Linked DNA regions of Homo sapiens: region 2 is linked to region 1. A link is an interaction called in ENCODE POLR2A ChIA-PET data of the cell type or tissue named here. Cell type or tissue: MCF 10A. All regions are shown on one strand. Links, peaks and the distances in the headings refer to the core of each region. The heading gives the core; the rest is flanking DNA.

Region 1 (8,438 bases), core at 2,460-4,959:
CACCAATTTCTTATCCATGTTGAGCCAATCAACCAATACTATCAAATTATAATATCTTGATACATTCTTCTCTACAGAAGAAATATTACCATCCCAGAGGCTATTTATTATTATTATTATTATTATTATTATTATTATTATTATTATTATTATTTTGAGACAGAGTTTTGCTCTCATTGCCCAGGCTCGAGTGCAGTAGCGCTATCTTGGCTCACTGCAACCTCCCCCTCCCTGGTTCAAGCAATTGTCCTGCCTCAGCCTCCCAAGTATCTGGGATTACAGGCAAGCACCACACCAGGCTAATTTTGTATTTTTAGTAGAGATGGAGTTTCCCCATGTTGGTCAGGCTGGTCTTGAACTCCTGACCTCAGGTGATCCACCTGCCTCAGCCTCCCAAAGTGCTGGGATTACAGGTGTGAGCCACCACACCTGGCCCCAGAGACCATAATTATTGACCACATGAGCCAGGAAATGTTTTCCTTTAATAGTGTCAGAAATATATTGCTAACACAGGGCTTAATAGCTTCATTTTGCTGTGCTTCATTCACTGCCACCTCATTCACTTTGCAATCTTTTCTCAGAGAAGAAAATATCAGGTTCAGTTAAGCAAGTTATCATCCCACTTTGGTTCTACCTTTCAAAGATTTTCCCTGGGGATTGTAATGATGTTTTGAGTATCCCCAAAGTTATCAGTTTTAGGTTTATGTTTAACAATCACATTTCCTCTCAAGTAGTACAATTAATGTCTATTACAGTCGAACTTATCCTTTAGTGGGAAATCCCTATTCTTATTGAAAGTTATTGAGTTATTTTTTGCTTTCTAGAATCAAGTAGCTTAAAAATAAGTAATACTGATATATTGAGGGGTTTATAAATTACATCAGAATACTCCTAGGATGGAATTATGAAATTTATTACTCAATAATGGCCTGAGACAGTATAAAAATACAAATTGTCCATTAATAACTAAGTGTTACCAGAATTCCTCACTTTGTATTGGCAGAATCATGTGGACTATGTCAATTATCAATGATTTTACTTATTCAAATATGTCCATAGATTCATTGGAGAAATGTATTATTGATTTAATCCAATTCTATGTTCTTAAAAATATTAGTATTTTATCTTAGTTGATAGCTTCTGCAAATGCAGTCTCATTTTTTATTTGAATGACTTTTTCTCTCGATTTTACTTGGTCATATCTTTGAACAATACAATAATATGTAGTTCTTGATTTTTTCCTCCCATAATATGGAAAGCCAGAGAAGTGAAATATGAAGCAATCTAAGCCTGCAAATAAATCCTCAAATGACAAGTAGAATTGAAATGCTCTATGTTGATTCAGCAGTCTCTTGAATTATCTCTCTAGCGGACCCCACAAGGCACTGAGTTTCTACCACATTGGGCATGTATCATCTAATCTAACTCTCATAAAACTCTTGGAGACACTGATTTTCAGAGAAGCAAAAAAAATGGCACAACCACATTCTACTTTTGTCTCTTATAATTCTAATAATGATAGAAGAACTTTGTTTCAAATCATGTTTCACAGTCATGTACATCTTAATTTCTTTACTTGAGTTGATGTCATTCAGAAATATTGTTAGTGTGCTTTGCAAATTTATTTTCTTGAAGGACTATATTATTTTATCATAAGAATCCCTAAATAAGAGTCTTACTCCCATTCCTGAGAAAAATTTAAAGTAGTGTGTTTGCTGAATGATATTATTAATATTCCTATTAATAGTTTCTATTTTCCCAAAGTAAAGCCATAGTAAAAAATATTCCCAAATCATTTCCAAGATAATATTAACACTCCAGCAGTTAGACTAAATCAGATGAAAGAATAAGGACATTGATATAAACAAGTATGTGTTCTAGTTGTGAGATATGCTAAGCAGGTCCTATTTTGACTTATTTATTTTTAAAATGAATAATAAAATAGATATCTCCAAGATTTCTTTCAGATTTACATGTTAGAATTTTGATCTTATTAGCTTCTTCGTATTACATTTCTAAAACTATGCTATTTAATATTGTGCCCTCAGCTCTGAGTGTGGAAGATGAATCTTTATGAAACAGAACAATTCATGATCTAGTTTTCATGAGTTATAGTCAAGAAAATAAAACATGGTTTCAACAAGTCACAAGAAGTACATTTATCTATTTACCATTCATCCTTGCTTGTTAGAAACAGATTGGAAATTAAGGAATATAAATAGTATATTTTATTAAAGCAGATTTTTTTTAAATTTCATGGAGGACATAGATCTTGAAAATTCCCAGACAGACATCAGAATTGACCAAGTTACTGTGTAATCTCCCAGTGATGGGAAATCAGAGGAGATTTTTCCACCTCTCTACAAAGCCACTCGATCCTCATCCTAATGCTACATAAGCACATAATTTTGTCTCTTATGCAAATTGCCAGTGCTCTATATTAAATCTTCAGGTTTTTCTTTTCCAGCCATTTCAAGATGTAGGTATTTGAGAATGCCACACATAGTGAGCTGGAGGGTTCCAGAAATGAAAGATATTTTTTCCTGAAACAGTTTATCTTTGAAGTGATATGTGTACAAGCTGATTTATTCTTTGAATTCTTAGCTGTGGTTTCTAGGTCAGAGATTTTAAGATATGCATATAACAGAGAATTTCCAGAAAAGACACCATTTAAAAAAATACAGAATCTAAATGAATGTAATAAAACCTATGCAAATGTAACATTGTTTTGTTTGGTAAATTTACAAATAAGTTAATCATTTACATATTTCTATATACTGTATAGTGTTATTTTAATGTATTCCCCATGAAGGAGATGCCTGCAATGGGAATAGTGACAGGCTGAAATGACCCAACATGTGAGGAATGCAGATATATGAGCTAGTGTGCTATAATAGGAAAGTTTTTATCTCTCTTCAAGATTTGAGCGACAGAAGATCAGAAATGTATATCAAAACATAGTAATGTATTTTAGATGGGAATTGAGAAAAAAATAAAACATTTGCTTAAATAGTAAATTATCATGATATAGGCATTATTATCACCCATGAGGAATAGTTTGGTATTTCTAGATTTATTGTAGGATACATAAATAAGCGTGTGAAAGTTTTTCTATTTTGGAAAGTGGGGGGAAATTGCATTTAATACTGTCAAGTCCCCTGTTAGTCACTTTTCTCATATTTTCTTTTCCACTTATTTTGTGGTTTTTGGCAATGCAAAAAAAGCAGTCACTGCAGGTGGGAAGAAGAGTTCAAATTCTGACCCTAGGTCTTACAAGTTATGTAATCTTGTAGAATTTATTTCGAATCTCTGAGCCAAGGATTCCTCATCTGTTCCAATAAGCTAAATACAGTATATTGGTATATTGTGTAACAGCTGTGATAAATTTATATACACATATATACAAACATACACATACAATACACAGACAGCACAATGGCAGTAAAAGATGATCATGAAATTTAGGTGTATATACTCTGAAGCACATTTCCAATATGTGTGTATTTACCATATCTTGGTTCTCAGAGGCTTGTAGACTTTCAAAAATTGTTTCAAAATTGATTATATATAAAAACATTTATATTTCATGAAAAATATATCTATGGATTAAAAGCTAAACACAACTATACATTTTTAATTGCCATTACCAGGAGTCTGTTTCAGTGTCTTTATTTAATTTTAATTGGAAGGATTTACCTGACAGATGACTTCTGAAACACAGTGTGTTGATCCTATTAAATTCTGCTTGCATAAGATTAAACTTGACTGTCACTGGCATTAGCCATTTTCACTCTCTCATTGACAGAATTGTTCCCAGGGTGACACCTGTGTCCTCTACTTTATTTCTGGTCCAGAGATCTAAGAGAAATATAGAAATATATTGCAACCTTGAAAATATTCTTAGATTATGTTGTTGTTGTTATTAAAAGCTCTGGTTTTATGGAAAAGTAGAATACAATTTCAAATTTTATATGTTCTTTATATGATAACTTATTAATGTTATAGCTAATTATACAGGAGGTTAAATTTCCATTTATACAGTAATTAAATAATTAGAACATTGGACACAACATTTATATTGTACATTTTCTTTGAAAATGAATTATTTTTGAACTAAGTAATTATCCATAATTATCTATATAAAATAATTATCTATATAGGTAATGCTATATAGATATTAATCTATATAGAAAAATTTAATATTTTTGAACTACATAATTATTCATAATTATCTCTATAAAATAATTATATAGATATTTATATAGAAATTCTATATAGATAATTATCCATAATTTATTTAAATTTCCTGAAATAATGATCATTTTAAATTTTAGATGTTTAGGAATCAGAATGTATTTGTATTATTTTACGGTTTAAAGGAATTATTTTCAAAATAAAAAATAATACTTCACTAATTTTCATTTATCCACTTGAATTAATTTTCATGACTAATCTGTTGGATTAGATTATTAAACTTTTGTAGAAAAACACCCATATAATTGTATTTGAGATATTCTTACTTCATACATACAATGTTGCTTGTCATCTTCAATTTGACACATAATATATCATATCATATTTAAATATATTTTCTTTTATAGGTTAAAGTTGCATATCTATTATGTTGTCCATGGAATTCAATACTTCCAAACTTAAGGAAATTTACATATTTCATAATTCTTAGTTTATTGGGTTTCTGTGTACAGCAAAATAGTTTTTTCTTGCACAGTTCTATCTTATTTCTGACATTTTACGAATGGTGGGATACACTGGTATATTATATATTTTTATATTGGGCCAATATTTCTTTATTGAAACATAACTATGTACTCTTAGGTATATTTGCCCAAATAACTGTCTGCAAGGATCAACAAAAACCATATTCAAAAATTTATATTTTATTATGTAAATGTAGAAAATAAATAAGTGCTTTTAACATGGTTTTTTCTATAATAAATGATAAGCATGCATATCTTAGCAAATGTATGTTTACAGAGACAAAAATGTAATTTAAACACAGTTTTAAAAATGTTATGCTAATTACAATTATTTTAATAGATTTGTGTCACCTTTGAGATCATTCAACCGATCTTTTGAAAATTAAGAAGCACATCGATTAAGGAGGCCTGAATTTCACATGCTAATATGAGACTCTGAAAGCTATTCCCTGAATTAAGGATAAAGTATATCAGATAACTAAGACATTTTTTGTGATTAATGGAGAGAACAATTACCAGAGGTATATATTAAAAATATTTTTTAATCTCTGATGCAGAGAATGGACTAATCTATCTAATGACAAGTTCAATTAGAGCCAACATCTGTTTGACTTTAAGATACATTCCTAGAGTAAATAAATAGCCAAATTGCGGGATATGTGGCAATCCTTGGTACAAATGACATTGGAAGAAGAGACGTTTTTTCTGTTCTTTTTGAAATATGTAAAAAGAGTGGGTGAAACATTAAAATAGGCATTATATTTACCCCTTAGGATGTCAACTATGAAAAAGTAACACATGTTATTTAAAACTCAGTTTATACATAAAATGTAAAGAGATAAATTTTAAACTTTCTATTCTAATAGAGATCACAAAGTGTAGGCATTTAAACTATTTCAATATTGACAGGAAGAAAATAGCCAAATCCAATAGAAAAATAGGGAAAATATATGAAGAGGAATTTTACTGTGGAGCAAATCCGAATAGTCAATACAAACATGAAAACATGGTCAAATTTACTGATGAGGGATGCAAATTAGAGCAACAACAATATGTAATTTTAGAATAATACAAGTATCAAATTATAATAGACCTCTATGTAATACGTAATTTTTGCAGCAGTGAAGGAAAAAGGGTGATCTTATACATTGTTGAATGAAGTGAAAAGAGTAACAATTTTAGAAAGCAATGTGCAAACCAATGTTAAAACTAAAAATATTTCAACAACCCATCAATATTATTCATTTGTTACATTCCAAGATTACATATTATATATTATGTAGCAAACAAATGTTACCAGAATAGACGCATTGGGTAATTTATTGAAATATTTTTTATATAATGCAAAAAAAGAAATCAAAATGAAAAAAGCTGATAAAGTATGCTACTTCTTTGTCATGAAATATTATGGTCATTAAGTAGACTATTTTTAGTCATTATTTTCACTAGTACACTTGGGGTTATTTTTACAATGCATTGCTGGATGAGAAAAGCAGGATTTAGAAAACTGTGTAGGAAATTCTATTTTTGGAAATAATAACATTAAAGAAATGTGCCTTTGTATTTACCTCTAAACACATAAAAAATTAATGTATGGGCTCAGCAAGTGATATAAAAGAACACAGCTAAAACTTTCAATATTGATTTCATTCCTGATGGTATGAAAGAGTGAAGGCAGAAGGAGAAAGCTGATGTTAATCTATTCTATTCTATATTATTTTTTCCCTTACTATTTAAATATTATATGCACCATACAAATTATTATTTACTTCTGTAAGGTATCATGAGTGCTCAGAAATAACATTTGGTTGTTTTGGAAACCTGATCTTTGGTATATTTTTAAAGTGAATAATGGAAGAAACTTTTGTAGTCCCAAACTTACTCAAGTCAAAACTTCAATGTAATGAGAATAAATAAGCCATGTGTCGTTTTCTGTTTCCTGTCGCTTTAACAGAATATAGCAGACTGGGTAATTAATAAAGAAGGGATGCTTATATTGCTCAAGGTTCTGAAGGCTGAGAAGTTCAAGAGCATGGCAGTGGCATTCAGTAAGGAGCCTTCCTTGTTGGAAAGTCAGAAGGCAGAGGCGAGCATAAGGGACAGAGAGAGGTAACAGTGGCCAAACCTGCTTTATAGCACACACTCACAGTAACTCATCCACCCTTGTGATAGCGTTAATCCATTCATGAGGGCTTCACCTTCATTACTCAATCACTTCTTATTGGGTCCTCACTGCTTAACACTGTTACAATGGCAATTACGTTTTTAACACGTGGAATTTGGGAGGCACATTCAAACCGCAACACCTTGATTCTCCCTATTTACATTTTTAGAGTCCACACTTAAGCATTTTAGTTTAGTTCATTTATGTATTCCAGTTTAGTTTCTGGAAAAATATAAATTCTTAGTCAATACAAAAACTAATTAATTTTTTACCAAGTGACTAGTCAGAAACTAGTTGCAAACTGTTAGATTTATTTGATTACATTGACTTGTCAGTGAACTGTGGCAACAAGTTAATACATTTTCAATCAATTGAAATAATTTAACTCATTTAGACTGAAATTAGCAAAGAGAAAATGATAATATTAAATGGCAACAAAGCCTAAAGTAAAGTGTGTGGACTTTAGGACTTTTCTGGACCTGACATACACTGTTAGAACTGTTAATATATGTTATATTAAGCAGACATTGATTGTCAAAAATTAGTGTATAATATTATATGCCAATCTTTCTATGATTAAGCGTTCTCAAATAAGTGATTGCACTTATGTCTCTAAGTAAGCTCTGAAATGGAAATAATAGTTTTCATCTCCATTAATGTAATTGATATTAATAAATAACACCATAATTATAAATTAATAAGGTATCTACTTCCTTATATGAAAATGTCATAAATTTATAATACAATGGGAGGCTTTTATTTTTATTCCGAAATTAAGGAAATATAAACATAAAATTTCATGATAAAAGATATGACAAAATAGATGCTAATACATTACTCAAAGCCCATTATTATACTTGAAACAAAAATTTATCTTCTCATTTCATGAAATATCAAGAAGACAAAGTGTTATGAATATCCTATTGCAAAAAAGCATCTATTTTATTATTAGAACAATCTTTTAACTATTACTATCTGATGAAATGGATTTTCATGTGCACAATTTCAGACTGTAAAAAAGAATGATTTATTTATTTGTTTTTACTATAATCTCCTCAACACTGAAAATCCTCCTTTCAAACCTGCACCAATTCTGGCCAAATATAAAGTATTCATGGATTAAACCAATACAAAGTTATGGCCAGAACAGTCAATATGCAAGTGACATGGATTTAGGATTTACGTCTGTCAAGAATGTGTTATCTTGAATCAACATTAATGTTACAAAACAACACCACAACACCACTCCTCGAACCATGCAATTAACAGAAACCACATTTCTAATTGTGCTATAAAATGCAACTTTGTTTGCTTTTAGAAATCTTATGAATTATATAGTATCGTGGAATTTCCTGCTGCCAGTAAAACTGTACTAGTAATATTCAAACTAATTTGAGCACATATATCTATTGAACCTTGATGAAGGATTGCCACAAATAATTTAATACTAAGTTTAGGGTATTGAAAACATTATTAGAATATGACTTCAGAAATATTGTTCCAATATATTTGGAACTATTCATGGTGCTAGCCCCAGTAATAAATAGAATGAGTAC
Region 2 (8,438 bases), core at 2,711-5,210, 140 kb after region 1:
AGAGGTTTAATTGGCTCATGGTTCTGTGGGATATACAGGCTTCTGCTTCTGGGGAGGCCACAGGAAACTTACAATCATAGCAGAAGGCAAAGGTGAAACAAGCACATATTCACATGGCCAGCAGGAGAGAGAAGATGAAGGGGGAAGTTCTACACACCTTAGAACAACTAGATCTCGTGAGAACTCAGTCACTATCACGAGAAGAGCAAGGGGGATATCCACCCCCATGATCCAATCACCTCCCACCGAATCCCTCCTCCAACACTGCGGATTACAATTCTATGTGAGATCTGGGTGCAGACACAGAACCAAACCATATCACACTATATCTACAAAATGCAATGATTTTGTCTAAGAAGTGAAATTCACAAAGATAAAACTTCATGAGGCAGGAATAAGGGAATTGTGACTTCAAAATGACTGTTATGAATAAAAAAATAAATGTTTAAGCATACAAGAAAAATTTTCCACATGCATATCTATTTGTGAATATAATAGACATTTACATCTTCAACATTTCCAAACACAAGTTAAGTGTTAAATCCAAAGATTGGTCTTATAAGTAACTTTTCGTTGTTGCTTTTTATATCTCAGTACAAAAATGTATCCATAAATCATTAATATATATAATTTAAGAGTGTTGGAGCATAGCATTGGGAATACTATCAACTGGGACTGATATGTTAAAAGAAAGGTAAAGAAAAGCCAGGGCTTTTTTCATTCCTCCAACCCAGTGTGTGGAATATGTCTAACTCATTCATACATTTAGACTCCACATCAACTATCATTCCAATGCTATACAAAAGTGAATATCTGTTGTTTGACAAAGTAATAACCAAAAAAATCAAAATTATTTTTTCTAAGCATTTCATTCAAAATAACTGAGTGTATTCTCTGTTTATACAAAACTGGGAATAACAAGAGAAAATCACTAGCAAAAATATTTGTTATTAATAAATCTCTATAAACCTTGCCATGCAAATAAATTTTGTTACTTGATATGTTTTATTTATATTTAAAACATTTTAATTTATATATAATATATCTATGGTACATTATTCTTTGTTGTTCATACCATCATGGAGGCAAAATATAAATTCCTCTTCTACTAACTTCAGACTGGCCCTGTTATGGATTATGGTCAATATCAGCAAACGTGGTTACACAATGTTCAAGCAGAGGCTGTAGGTATTATATGTTTATGCCAGCTCTTACTCTTCTGCTTTACTGCGGAATGTTTATCTAATGCACAGGTGCTGCTTCTTTATCCTGTGTTCTGGAACAAAGGCATATGTCAATCAACTCAATAATGGAGCAAAGCTGCAGCCTGTAACAATCTTAGCCTGAAGCCCAGCCATTGCCTAGAGGAAAGTTGCAGCCAACACATAACTACATACTGCATGACTGATAATTAAATACTTATTTTAAGCCACCATAATTGTAGGATTCTTCTCTATTATAGTAAAGCTGAGTAATACTATAATTGCCTTTCATTAAAATAACCCCATTAAATACTCTTCACTATTTTTGAAAATGCTTTCAATTTTAGTCTTATTTTGCCATAATTATAAGCATATACATATTCTTATGAATAATTTCATCCATTTACCTTAAATTTGGAACACAGACTTCATAAGTATCAGTAAGTATTAATTTCTGATATGTAGGGACTGTCTTTTCTGCATGGGGTTTTTTACTCTCTTCTTAATTATATTATTTGGAAAATAAAACAATAGTCATAATAACAGTTTTGTACACTGAAAAAATACAGACATCGCATTAAATAATAAATAAGATATCAACTAATTAATAAATTCAATCAAGTACACTTAACCACCATGCAAACCTTGAACTGACAAAGTTTATTAATGTTTCTAAAGGAACACAGTCAACTAGAAGAGCATATTTGTATTTGGTTTTATTGGTATGAAATTGATTTACAGAAGAGAATTACTAGTGAATATACTTTCAAATTTTGCCTAGAGAGAAAAAACACTGTACCTGATGGGTGTTTAGTATTTTATTCAATAACTTAATCCATGTTTGTTTTGAAATCAAACATATTATGTCACTGTAGCTCAAAACTATTAAACATTTAATTGATCTAATTTACCTATCAATGGCTCTGATTACCACATATGCACAATGTCACTTGGGCAAAATAATTGGAATCTCATGCAGGTCTACTTAGAGGTAGGGAATTCACCGTACATGTGTATTCTGGTCCTTGTCTCAGTTATTGACTGTTTTCTGGGTTTTTTTTTTAAACAAAATAAAACTGATCTTGGTTAACATGAATTTTTTCTCTCATGAACAGTGCTATTCTCTGAGATCAATAAACTCAGTAACACAATTATCGACTTTATTGAGGGTCTTGAACAAAACACACAAATGCACCAAGATATTGCCATATACTCTGAATGTACCCGGACATAGCCTGTTGGACTTTCCTTTTTGGCATATCTCTACAGTTTCCATCTGCTACAATTCCCATCTTTTTTGTCACTGGGAAGATGTTTTTAATCATCCAAGTCATATCATGCAGGGAAACCTGCTGGAAAGAATCAATAGATATGCACTTTTCTGTGATCTTAAATGTTGTTTAGTAGTAGCGAAACACTTTAAGGTTTGAATTCAGATGGTAAGCAATCATTCGGGAATTATCTTTAAAATTGTTGTCCGTATAAACCAATTTGTTCTCTTATTTTCCACAATATCTATCCCTAGATTTAAGAGTTCTTCCTACTTTTACTCAACATAGAAAAGTGATAGCATAAGTGTCACATTTACCTGATGATCTGCAATTTGGATTTTAGTTGGGTTATTTTTAATTACCTTCAGGATCCATGAAAACACCGAACATGAAAGAGTCATCACTCTACAAATATTTATTACTCATTAAAAGTATTTACTATGCATGCTCTACCAAGTATCCACACTGAACAGATGCCATCACAGGCACTGTTGATAAATTAATCTGAGAAGCAAAATGGGCTGAACTACAGTGAAGTTTAAGTTAAATGGGTTCCAGAAATGGAAAGACCTGTCTGGAATCCTGGCTCTGACATGCAATAGCTTTCTAAATTTGTAAGACACATCAACTTTCCAGGTTTTCCTTTCTTGTTCAAATAATGGGGCACTAATTTTCTCTAATCATGAGAATTCAGATTTTAAAATGTGTTTGAAGTCCTAGTACATAATAGCTGTTTAATAATTTTAGAAAGCACTTATTATTGAAACAAAAATATCTCCTGCCTCCTTATTGTATATATTTGCAAAAGCAGTGTGTGTGTGCATGTGTGTATGTGTCAGTGTATATGTGTACACAAAAGACATTTAAATCTTTAAACAAGAAAACAAGAGACTTCAGTGCCATAAATATCCAGGAAAGAAATCTAAAATTAAAGAATGACATAGTTAATGAAAATCCAGGAAGTACAGTTTTACAGTATAGAAAGACATGACTTTCAGATGGAGTTGTATGACTGGTAACTGTCAGTTCCAGTTTTAATAAGATGGCTATTTTATACAGCTATTGATTTGGAAATAATGTGAAAGTATTAGGTAAGAATAGCTTCCTGAATTATCTTAGATGATCAGCTCCAATTTCCCTGCTCTGTCCTTATGATATTGAGGAACACCACTGATTTTTAAGTGTGGTAAGCCATGAGAGAAGTCATGACTTCAGAACAAAATATACACCTACATCGTTGCCCAGAGGATGATTTCTACTGGTAGCATGATTTACCTCACTGTTTTTTGAATGTTCTCAGCTTCCTTAGAGGTCATGCCTTCAGGCCCATATGATTCATCTGATAAATGTCTGAAGAAAACGTATGAGGCAGGGAGTGATAAAAGGCATCTGAAATACTTATATTACTCACCAATATCATGCATTTTTAAGTGTTTAAATACCTCTAGCAATCAAATATGCTTCTTTTTCTCCTTGAAAGAGCATTGCAAGACTAGTGAGACAAGTTTCACTTTGGCTTTTTATGGTAAAAGACAACAAAGACACACATGATTAAGTAGATCTTCCAGCTTTACACATTTTATACTAGCAAGAACAAGGGTGAGATCCTAGATCTCCTGCTGCCTGGGTTAAAACAGCAGGTTAAAGGCCTTTCTCTGCAGGTGGAAATTAATTGTATTGCTCCTAAAGAAGAGGCTCCTGAGAGAGTGCCTGAAAGGCTGGCAAAAAGCTCAATTCCCACATCCCATTTTCACTCTACCGTGAGGCAGATCCCCTTGGGCCCAGGACAGCATACTGTTCACATTTTGAAACTTCCTTCACTATTATTATAACCAGAAAGCATTTATGACTGAATTATACACTTTAAGAGATCAGGGTTTTTTTTATGTTTTGTTTTTGTTTTTGTTTTTGTTTTTGTTTTTTACTTTAGAAACTGTTATTATTCTTAGCTGATACCTGCATTTTCTTCCAAAAGGAAACCCATAACTTCAAATGCAGAGTCAGCCCAGGAAATCATAACTACTCTGATATTTCTGAAGGTACTTATTTTTCTTTTTTAATAACTCTGCCACCTCCAAACAAGCTGTAGGAAAACACACACACAACTTAAGCTCTTTCATTCATGTGTGTGTGTTTGTTTGTTTGTGTGTCTGGGTATGATTGTGTTTTGTTTTGTTTTGTTTTGCTTGAGACAGGCTCTCTCTCTGTTGCCCAGGTTGTAGTGCAGTGGGACAATCGTACCTCACTGCAGCCTTGAATTCCTGGGCTCAAGCAATCCTCTTACATCATCCTCTGAAGTAGCTGAAACTACAGATGCATACCACCGTGCCCTGGTAACTTTTTTTTTTTTTTTAATTTTTGGTAAAGACAGGATCTCACTATGTTGCCAAAACTTGTCTCTATCTTAAACATTATTTGTAACTTACCATGGGTCAAAGAATATTTTTACATATTATTTGTGTATTATTTCCAACGTATAGATTCAATAAAACATGATTTATTGCAATACTATCATATGAATAATTTTGACGGAGAAAATCAATACAAACTTTGGTAAGGTTTTCTTTTTTTTTTTCACCACTACCTAATTTTTCTCCTTTTAGTAACTTAAGGGAATGTAAATTTCAGAATGTAAAAAATGGATTTGGGGAGATCATGTTTGATTAATATATGGATGAATATAAAAGATTTTCATTTTCTGCGAGATAACAAGAAATCATTGAATTAACCAAAAAAACACTTTTCTTTCTTTTTTTTGGAAATTAAAAAGCTTTATTGATTTTCCATTTCAATATATTTTTATATTTATTTATTTATTTTATTATACTTTAAGTTCTAGGTACATGTGCACAACGTGCAGGTTTGTTACATATGTATACATGTGCCATGTTGGTGTGCTGCACCCGTTAACTCACCATTTACATTAGGTATATCGCCTAATGCTATTCCTCCTCCCTTCCCCCACAACAGGCCCCAGTGTGTGATGTTCCCCACCCTGTGTCCAAGTGTTTTCATTTTTCAATTCCCACCTATGAGTGAGAACATGTGGTAAAACACTTTTATTTCAAGTTAGTGAAGAATAGAGGATACAAGAAAATTTGTGAAAAACAAACTCCAAACTCCAGATGATTAACACTTCCTAGGTAAGCAAGCGATGGGAAGCTTTCATATTTTATAGATAGATAGATATAATTTAGTTTTTTTAATTTTATTTTATTTGATAAATAATACATAATTTTATATATCTACGGGGTACCATGTGGTGTTTTGATACATGTATACATTAAGGAAATGATCAAGTCAGGCTAATTAACATATCCATTATCTCAAAAATTTATCATTTCTTTGTGGTAAAAACTGTTAAAATCTCTTTTGGTTGTTTTGAAATAGTTAATACATTATTATTAACTGTACTCACCATGCTGTGCAACAGATCATCAAAAGGTATTCCCCCTATCTAACCAAACCATTGTCCCTTTCACGGAAGGTTTCCTTCCCCCATCCACTCTGCCCCTCACCAGCCTCTGCCAGGGACTGTTTGTAACTGGGCTAGCAAAAGAGCAAGCTCAACAAAAATTTAAAAAGGAAAAAACAAAAACAAAACAAAAAACAAAACAAAACAAAACAAAAAAAACAAGAAAGGACAATGCTAAGACCACAAGAACTAGCCAAACTTTTGATAATTGGATGGGCTGATGTCATATTTGATATTTGATTCTGAAGGAACTCCACTTATGGCGGTGGCTCCCTGTATGGAATGGTCACTGCGAGGACGCCAGTTGCAGCGGAAGAGATGCAGCCGGGGCTATGTGCTCCGCGGAGCAGGTGTGGCATGGGAAGAGGCAATCCCAGCTGGAGCCACGTGCCCTACCGAGTTGGCAGGGTGGGAGCCCGTGCTCCTGGGAACAGCTGCACCCGCCCAGTCGTGACTCTGGGCTCAGGCATCCCTGCGCTCTTGGGGGCCTGGGAAACCTCCTGCCTCCACAGGCTCAAAAGTGCCTGCTCCCGCTCCCTGGCCACTCCCTGCTCCCAACTCCCACTTAGGTGTGAAGCAACGTTGTAGCCAAGCCCAGGCGCTGTCGCGACCCGGCTGGGTGTGCGCATGCTTGAGGTGGCGCTGAAATTCCAGACCCCCAAACGCCCACCTCCTCAGCCCCATCTGAAATTATGTACACCAGTGAGCTCAGGGAGGGAGGCAGGGGGCTCTGTGGGCAGCTCAGTGTGGGCTTGCAGGGGCCCCTCAGCGCGGACAGCCTGGACGCTATGGTCGTCATATTGATGGCTGCAGGATGCTGACAGGTTCCTAGGCAGGAAAGGACAGGTCCGTGGTGAAGCTTCACCTTCAAGCTTGGCCTGAAGCCTGGGGACCTGGCTGGCACTTCAGGGTGGCGTCTGCAACCTGGAGTGAGAAATTCCTTGATGCTCTTCAGACAATGGTATGGTGATTTGTCCCGGCCCACCCATGGACCAATCAGCATGCCCTTCCTCTATTCTGAGCCCTCAAAACCCAGACTCAGCCAGACTTGGACACTTGTTGGGACTACCTGCCTGCGGGTAGGAACTACCTACCTCAGGTCTCCTTTACACTCATCAGGATGACCTGCCTGTGGATAGGAGCTACCCACTTCGGGTCTCCTCTCCACTGATAGCTGTTCTGTCACTCAATAAAGCTCCTCTCTGCCTTGCTCACTCTCCAGTTGTCCACGTAACCTCATTCTTTCACTATGTGGGACAAGAACTCGGGACCCACCAAACAGTGAAAGCGAATGGAGCTGTGACATGTTCTTGGACGGCTCGCTGAGCTGCGGGCAGTTACACAGGCGGTGATACACTCCCAGACTGTGGGATTGTAGAGTAGCAACCCTTCTCGGGCTCAGACCTTGGAATTCCCCAACCCAGAGCTGCTGTAACACAATAGCCCTTTCGCCTTCCACCGGGGCCAGGTGGCCACCCCATGCAACAGAAAGCAGTGGTGGGCCCGGCCAGCCCAGGAGCCATGGGCCAGAGCTGGGCAGAAGGACTGAAAGAGCGGTAGCACAAACGGCTGAAACTCACCTCCCTGAAACATGACCCTCCTTCCCCACAACTTGCTGTGCTGCGGGCAACGAGGGGAGAAGACTGCAACCCTTCTGGGAGCCCAGATCTCGAGGTACCCTGAGCCAGGGCTGTGACCTGCTTTAACTCCCTTTTTGGGAATCTGTGTTTCCTGGTGTCTCCAGGCTTTTGGGTGCTACCATGTTCCCCTCAACTGGATGCTGGTGCCCACGGCAGATGCTGCTTGTAGTACATCTAGTCCAGCCGCAGCCTTGCACAGAGCCAGCGCCTGTGCCAGCGCCTGTGCCAGCACCTGGAACTGCCCACCCCACTGCAGCTGCCAGTGTGCCTGGCTGTATGCAGTGGCTGGAACCCACGCTTGCTAGCTCACACACCCCTCATTCTCCACTCCTCGTTTACTCTTGGCTGGTGTGGGATCCAGGCGGGTAGAGTGAGCCAGACACAGCCTGCCAAGCCAGGTGGGCAGAACAAGCCCAGTGAGCAAGAGCAAAACTCAAGCAGAAGTGCTGCCGGCCGCAGGCGTTTCCAGCGGGTGAAGTGATACCCTAAGGATCCTGTGACAGTATCCTCCATCCAGTAATTTTCTCTTATTTTGTTGAGTAAGCAGAGGAAATGAGCTAAACTGGAAAGCAGAAAGAAATTTGTGCTGTATAAGGAGTTAGAAACAATATCATACATCATATTTATTATATCATATGTCATATGGGTATAAATACATGCACATACACACATATATGTATTTGATCTTTTCAGGTCTTTGCTTTAAGGTAGATTCGTTGTACTGCAAGGTAGGAAATTGCCCTGCATTTTTAATTTTCCGGAAAGGTATCCCTAAAACTGGATTATAATGATTATTTTTATAAATATTTTGGTGGATTCACTGCTGAAGACATTTGTGTTTAGAGTTCTC

The links. ChIA-PET counts read pairs that join two places held together with the same protein. Peaks named below come from ENCODE experiments on the same cell type or tissue, not always from the same donor. Only the 100,000 strongest peaks of a DNase experiment are listed, where the experiment ranks them.
Region 2: POLR2A ChIA-PET joins it to region 1 with 6 read pairs; 2 of 35 experiments call an interaction of 5 or more read pairs at or near these places.

Annotation. Positions count from the first base shown.
Region 1 is chr13:83,309,535-83,317,972 of GRCh38, forward strand. No RefSeq gene overlaps it. Among named protein-coding and RNA genes, the nearest start is that of SLITRK1, 570 kb to the right of the region's middle. In MCF 10A, for the core only: no CTCF peak of the experiment used is centred there; no DNase peak of the experiment used is centred there.
Region 2 is chr13:83,446,049-83,454,486 of GRCh38, forward strand. No RefSeq gene overlaps it. Among named protein-coding and RNA genes, the nearest start is that of SLITRK1, 430 kb to the right of the region's middle. In MCF 10A, for the core only: no CTCF peak of the experiment used is centred there; a DNase peak (open chromatin) is centred at 3,793.